2 separate regions of the Homo sapiens genome follow, and region 2 is linked to region 1. A link is a contact called in ENCODE POLR2A ChIA-PET data. All regions are on one chromosome and are shown on one strand. The core of a region is the stretch at or near the end of the contact, and the rest is flanking DNA. Distances in the headings are between cores, read along the strand shown. Region 1 overlaps ATP2A2 (ATPase sarcoplasmic/endoplasmic reticulum Ca2+ transporting 2). Region 2 holds the start of BRAP (BRCA1 associated protein).

The links. ChIA-PET counts read pairs that join two places held with the same protein, here RNA polymerase II (POLR2A).
Region 2: POLR2A ChIA-PET joins it to region 1 with 11 read pairs in BJ. The contact joins the promoter of BRAP here to the enhancer-like site in region 1. POLR2A ChIA-PET finds 5 or more read pairs at or near these places in 2 of 52 experiments (BJ and T-cell).

What each region holds. Positions count from the first base shown.
Region 1 is chr12:110,315,243-110,319,005 of GRCh38, reverse strand. All of the region lies in intron 5 of ATP2A2 (ATPase sarcoplasmic/endoplasmic reticulum Ca2+ transporting 2), which reads right to left. Among named protein-coding and RNA genes, the nearest start is that of ATP2A2, 36 kb to the right of the region's middle. Within about 2 kb of position 2,110, at least 3 of the 41 ENCODE cell types and tissues checked have a DNase peak (open chromatin) inside an H3K27ac peak, as active enhancers do.
Region 2 is chr12:111,683,927-111,687,689 of GRCh38, reverse strand. BRAP (BRCA1 associated protein) reads left to right here and starts at 1,734. Exons shown (of 12, transcript NM_006768.5): 1 at 1,734-1,979. The coding sequence starts at 1,898. It overlaps ACAD10 (acyl-CoA dehydrogenase family member 10), which reads right to left and starts at 1,637. Exons shown (of 21, transcript NM_025247.6): 1 at 1,451-1,637. RefSeq lists a silencer at 1,862-1,961 and enhancers at 1,306-2,007, 2,008-2,709, 2,710-3,411.

The sequences.
Region 1 (3,763 bases), core at 861-3,360:
ATTAATGCAAGAGAAAAAATGCAATAGCTAGAGTCATGGATCCTATGAACAGCTTTTCTGTTGTGCTGTTTCTCATCTATCAGGCACACCAACTCGAAGCTAAAAAGCTCCAAAGCCTCCCAACACTTGGGAAATATGCTACCTTAGAGTTTCTATGTTTAATTGGCTTCTATTAGAAACTGATCTTTGTAGAAAGATATTGAAGAAACATAAATCCAAAAAACCTGCCATAGACTGGGCACGGTGGCTTATGCCTGTAATCCCAGAACTTTGGGAAGCTGAGACAGGCAGATCACCTGAGGTCAGGAGTTCAAGACCAGCCTGGCCAAGATGATGAAACCCCATCTCTACTAAAAATACAAAAATTAGCCGGGTGTGGTGGTGGGTGCCTGCAATCCCAGCTACTTGGGAGGCTAAAGCAAGACTATCGCTTGAGCCTTGGAGGCGGAGGTTGCAGTGAGCCGAAGTTGCGCCACTCCAGCCTGGGTGAAAGGGCGAGACTCCATCTCAAAAACAAACCAACGAACCTGCCATATTCTAGTATTTTCTTAGCTAGAGGGACCATCACATCATCTTGACCAACCAATGTCCTCTTCATTTTATGCACAGGAACTCAGGCTAGGAAGTAAAAGTAGCCTTCTCTAAGGAAGCTCAATTAATGAAAACCTTTGTTTAACTTGCTGTGTGACTGTTACATTCCTTTTGTTGATATCAGAGTCAATTTAGGGTTGACTCTATTAGGAAAACAGGTTCTTAGAGTTAAAAGGTTCATGAAAGTAAAGGTCCACCGAATACTTTTCAAGTGAAGACACAACAATTTCCCTTTGTCTGGAGAGGCTTCTGTGAATTTCAGACAAAGGATTTTGTGCATGAAGAGCAGGCTAGGCTGTTCCGATGATCACATCCTGTAACATTTCCCTGGTGAGGCATGTCAATGCTCTTAGGGCAAGTGGTAGTGGAAAATTCTTACTCTTGCCAAAGGGATGCTCTGCAATTTTTTCTTCCAAATGTTTTTCTCTGACTCTTTGGGTGGAGGCAGGTACAATAAAAGAATAAACTCTGAATTACCTTCCATTTAACATCTGACACCTTTCAAATTCAGCTCTTGAAAATCCACAGCTCTTTAATTTGCTATTACAATAAAGATTTCCAATCAGAACAAAATCCTCACAGTATACTTGCACAAGAGTTCAAGTAAGAGTTCATTAAATTATCAGTTTGCCACGTTTTAGAACTCCATGCAAACGTTTATAAGCCATGATACTGAAACATTATTTGTACCACTTATGTCAAATATAAATACTGATGGTTAAAACTACCATTATTCAAGCCGGGCATGGTGGCTCACACCTGTAATCCCAGCACTTTGGGAGGCCAAGGCGGACGAAGCATTTGAGGTCAGGAGTTTGAGACCAGCCTGGCCAACATGGTGAAACTCCGTCTCTACTAAAAATATAAAAATTAGCCCGGCATGGTGGCGGGCGCCTATAATTGTAGCTACTTGGAGGCTGAGGTTGCAGTGAGCTGAGATTGCGCCACTGCACTCCAGCCTGGGTGACACAGTGAGACTCCATCTCAAAAAAAACCCAAACAAACCAAAAATCAGCATTATTTTTTTAAAAAATCCTTTTTATTAATCAATTGTATTATGCATTTTAAAAACCTAATTTATTGTGGCAAACACCAGTTATTAAAATCTTTTATAAGAAAAACACTATTTAAGACCAGAAATTACCTTCTAAATGCCACTGTTGTTTTTGAATCTAAATGGCTCCTAGGAAACACAAGGCATAACAGATTTATCTTAAACTACTTAAACATTTAACTGTGACTCAAAATTTTCACCGTGTTTCCAATTTGAGTCATAAATTTTGTAGTTTAGCAGAGACTGAATGAAATTCTTCATTTGAGAAGCTCTACTTGACTACTTTAAACTACTTCCAGGCCTCACGGTGAACAGGGAAGGAACATTACACAATACCCCATTATACTACTGTGGTTTGCTCCCAATCTGTTTCTTAGACAGTACTGTCTTTAAAATGGCAAACGTGATCTCCTCCTGTTTTAAAATCTTTCAACAGCTTCTTTGGCATCCCAACCCGGGCTTATAACAGCCTCCATGACCCAAGTGCTGTTTGCCTGTCACCCTCTCACCTCCCTCTGAGCATCACACACTATGCTCTTCAGTTCCTCTAACTTGTTTCTGGGCCTTCACATACCCTTTCTTCTCCCATAAATAGTAAGGCTTTCCTCTAACTCCCAGATTAGGCTGGCATCCCTCACTGTGTGCCCACAGAGCATCCTGTCCTTTCCTTACACTCGCATGGTCTTCATGAATCTTCCCCACTAAAACCAAAAGCTCCATAAAGGCAGAGTCACTCAGACATCACTGATTTCCTAGCCCTACCACTATACCTGGCACACAGTGGGTGTCAAATAAAATATCTGTCAATGAATAAAGCATTTGGCACACATATTTCCTTTAGTATACATGTAGCAAAAGACTTCTAATTACCAAGTTGAAGAACATCACGAAGCTAGAAACAATAAAAAATCAGGGTCCAAAGAGATAACAGCTTTGGTTAAGCTAAATGAGGTTCAATAATGGTAGTTGCTTAAATTCTACGTTTAGACTAAAACCAAAATAATCTATGCCAGTAAAAGTCTAGAAATTTAGGAATGGGGGGATGGGAAGAACACCTAAGAAAGACTGTAGTTTTAGCTGGTAGAGTAATTAAGACTGCCAAAGAAATTTCCATAGACTGTCAGAAGACAAAAAATGTCTAGAATGACAACCAGACTCCATTTACATAACTGCATTCAATCTGGGTACCAAAGAGAACTACCAAGATGGTAAAGCGTTTGAAACAAATGCTAAGACTAACTTGGAAATAAACATTTTATTTTATTTTACTTTTTGAGATGGAGACTAGCTTTGTTGCCCAGGCTGGAGTGCAGTGGCATGATCTCGGCTCACTGTAACCTCCACCTCCCAGGTTCAGGCGATTTTCCTGCCTCAGCCTCCCGAGTAGCTGGGATTACAGGTGCCCACCACCACACCAAGCTAATTTTGTTTGTTTGCTCTGTCACCCAGGCTGGAGCACAGTGGCGTGATCTCAGCTCACTGCAACCCCCGCCTCCTGGGTTCAAGCAATTCTCCTGCCTCCCTCCCAAATACCTGGGACTACAGGCGTGTGCCGATGCGGCCGGCTAAGTTTTGTATTTTTAGTAGAGATGGGGTTTCACCACGTTGGCCAGGCTGGTCTCGAACTCCCAACCTCAAGTGATCCACCCACCTAGGCCTCCCAAAGTGCTGGGATTACAGGCGTGAGCCACCGCACCCGGCCAAAAATAAAAATTTTAGGATACGCTATACTGCTAACATTTGACAGTCCTAGTACTGCCACAAACTGCCACATGCTCCTGGATAAGTTACAAACTCTGAGTTTTAGTCTTCTCATCCCCTAAAATAAGGTTTCATAAGCTCCCCTTCAGATCTAAACTGGTGATAAATCAGATTTCTATGTGGCTCCAAATTAAAAAAGCTAACATACACAACAGACAAAATATATTTTAGCTCATAAGGAATATTTTATAATGAACTGACTAAAAAAATGACACTGATCATTAAGCAAGTTTCCAGTTACTAGAGTTATGGGGGTAGAAAGGTAACCAATTCATTAGATGTTGCAAAGGCAACCATGCACTAAGCAATGTTAGAGTACTCCAGCCTACCTACCAACAGAGATTTTTATCACAAAAG
Region 2 (3,763 bases), core at 485-2,984, 1.4 Mb before region 1:
TTGCATGACACAAGGTATATGAAACACTCAAATTAGTACCTGGCACATGTTGAAATGTTATCTACTATAGTAATATACTAAAAAAGTTCACAAGAGGTCTCATAGGTTTTATGCATACAGTATGTGTGTATGGTTTATGCACTTTCACATAACCCTGTGATTCTTCAACAGGGTTATGTTTTCTAACCCCAAGGAGACATCTGGAAAGGTCCAGAGACATTATTGGTTGTCACCACCTGGGGAGAGGTGCTACTGACATCTAGTGGGTCAGGCCAGGGATGTTTCTAAACACTCTACAATGCTCAGGACACCCCGCCCCCTTGCCAAAAACAAAAAAGAATAATCAGGACCCAAAATGTTAATAGTGCAGAGTTGAGAAACCCTGATTTAAACAGGGCATATGGAAACGTATTTCATAGGATGTAGTCACAAGATCTATATACGCATGTATCTTGTGGTCATGTCATAGTCCAGATACACACACATCTAGAACGCACTATGTCCACACACACACACATCTAGAATGTACTATGTACTTACATATGTATCATTATACAATGTACCTAGAGTAGCATCCTGTCATGTATGTGTCCCATATGCATTGATTGTGTCAGTATCTACATACAAAAGCCACTCTGACATACTGGAAAGAATGCTGAGCCTCAGAAAAGCTAATGTTATCTCCATATACATAATTCCATTTCATCCTCACAACTGCATGAGGACATGATATCATGCCAACTTTATGCAATGACTATACTAGTTCAAGACTGCACAACTGCTGATGTAGGTCAACCTCATAGTACGGACAGGAACTGTGTTTATCTTATACGCCAACGTATCTCAAGCATCCCAAGGGTGTCTAGACTCTCAGTAAACATTTGTGAAGTGACAGGGTGGGGAGGAGGACCCCGGTCTAACTGCAGCACTATGCTCGTAACCAGCAGATCACCATCTTTTCTCTCTTTTTTTTGAGACGGAGTTTCGCTCTTGTTGCCCAGGCGGGAGTGCACTAGCACTATCTCGACTCACTGCAACCTCCGCCTCCCGGGTTCAAGCGATTCTCCTGTCTCAGCCTCCCAAGTAGCTTGGACTACAGACGCGCGCCACCAAGCCCGGCTAATTTTTTGTATGTTCAGTAGAGACGAGGTTTCACCATGTTGGCCAGGTTGGTCTCGAACTGCTGACCTGAGGTGATTCGCCCGCCTAAGCCTCTGGGCTGGGATTACAGGCGTGAGCCACCGCGCCCAGCCAGATCGCTATCTGAACAGCGATCGACTCTCCACTCTCTACGGCCCCTTAGAAGGAACTTCACCTCTCTGAGCCTCGTTGTACCTATCTGTAAAGTGGGACAGAAACAAAACCATCCAGACTAGGGTTAGAGACAGGAGTCAAACACAACAAAAGGGGCAAAGTTCTGCATAGCAGATAGCTCGGACAATTCGGAGACCTCGCGGAGCCAGGGATCCCGCGCCGTCAGCCGAGGTGGATTAGGACGAGGCCTCTGGAGCAAGCAGAGGTTAACTCGCGACTGTGCGAAAACCTGCAGCTCAGCCTAAGTGTGGCACCCCAGCGCAAGCAATCTCCACGACGTCCTTCCGCTCCGACCTCCTCAAAATTGCGTCCGGAAGAGCAGTGGGTGACCCCTGCCACGCCGCCCAATCGCTGTGCGCGGTCCTGCGCGCATGCGTAAACCGCAGGTCAGCGACGGCGGCCGGGAGGCGGAAGTGGAGGTTGTTGTGGCTCCGAGGGCTGTTCGAGGAGCTGCTGCTGCTGAGGCGGCGGCAACTGCATTGAGGTGGTGGCGGCGCTGCCGGCCCCGGGCCGCTCGGCCTCTCGGCTCGCCTTCCAGCCTCGCCTGAGCCCGCCGGGGCCCGCGCCGGCCAGCGCCTGCCCTATGAGTGTGTCACTGGTTGTTATCCGATTGGAGCTCGCGGAACACTCGCCTGTCCCCGCCGGCTTCGGCTTCAGCGCCGCGGGTGAGTCCCGCGGCCTCGCCGCATTCCCTGTAGCCGGGTCTGGGCCCGGAGGGCTTCCCTTCCCAAAGCACTGGCCCGGGAAAAGCCCGCGGCGAGGGCTGTTGCCCAGGAAGACACGGAGAGGTAATCGGGATCCCTCTCTTTCCCATCCGCCTTTGAGAGGCCTTCCCGTTTGTTATCTCAGGGAAGCCCTGCCCCGAACCTCCCTCCCTGTGCCGTCTGAGGGCATTTAGTTTATACCTGGCGCGTCTCCCTCTCGAGATAGTCGAGTGGTGTGTTTGTCTCACTTGCTTCCCTATGGGCTTCGTAAAGGCAGGGACTGGGTCCCCAGCAACGCTGGACGGTCCCTGGGTTAATTAAATTGTTCCCTTTTGGAACGATATCCATTGAAGTGCCCCCTAACCATAGTCATAACTAAAATTTGGACACTTCCTATATCCCAGCACTGTACTAAGCACCTTTTGTGTATTGTATTCTTTAATTATCTTTGCAACAGCCCTAAGAGGCAGATGGATGTGACATGTACCTCTTACACATTGGGAAACTGAAGCTTAGTGATTAATTGATTTGCCCAAGGTTATCTGTAATGGGTGAAACTGGGATTCTAACTCAGTGAGCTGGACTTGAGTCTGAGCTTTTTACACCATTAACACAAGTGAGGAAGCTCCTTAGTGGGGAATGCAGCTCTGGCTCTGTTCCTTGGTCCTCAGATAATTAACTAACATTCATTCAAGAAATACTTGGCCGGGCGCGGTGGCTCACGCCTGTAATCCTCACACTTTGGGAGGCCGAGGCGGGCGGGTCACCTGAGGTTGAGAGTTCAAGACCAGCCTGGCCAACATGGTGAAACCCTGTCTGTACTAAAAATACAAAAATTAGCTGGGCGTGGTGACAGGTGCCTGTAATCCCAGCTACTGGGGAGGCTGAGGCAGGAGAATCGCTTGAACCCGGGAGGTGGAGGTTGCGGTGAGCCAAGATTGTGGCACTGCACTCCAGCCTGGGCGACAAGAGATAAAGTCCATTTCAAAAAAAAAAACAAAAAAAAAACTTATGCTCATATCTGCTGGAGCCTTCCTTGTGTGCTGAATCAGACAGCGTCTCTGTTTTAATGGCACCAGCAGTATCATGGAGGAAACAGATGAATTAAATAAGTGCAGAATATGTGTAGAATTACAACTGTGGTAAGTGCTGTGAAGGAAAGGAGAAACAATTTGGGAAAGTATTACAAGAAGATGTGTTTGGTTTGGAGAGAGGGATGGGGGCAGGTAGGGATGGTGTCATTGGGAACTTCCTGAGGACGTGACCTTTGAAGCTGCAAATTAAAGATTGAATATGACTTTATAGCTTATGAGCACCTTTCCAAAGGCTAAAAGTGGCTTCTGAGTTCTGAGAGTCAGCTAAATTGATATTAGCCGCATATAGACATCTGCATGGGTCAGTCATGTAGTCATTTATTCATCAAACATTTAGAGGGCTTCCTCTGTGTGCTCGGCACTGTGGTATAAGGGCTGGGAATACAGTGGTGGGCAAAACAGGCCTTGTCCCTGCCCTGACAGAGCATGTATTAGGGATATTTCAGTTAAGTCTCCAAATTCCGTTTCCCTTTTCATGTGTTTCATTGATTTAAGACAGTAATCACAGATGTTCATGGCTTGGTTCATGGCATGAGCATAAGCCAGGATGTTTAAGACTACCCCTACAAGTTTTTGAAATTTTGTTTTTTTAATGGACTTGATAGCTTCATTTTGGGCTGAACACAATTTCATTTTATCAGGTGTTACTAA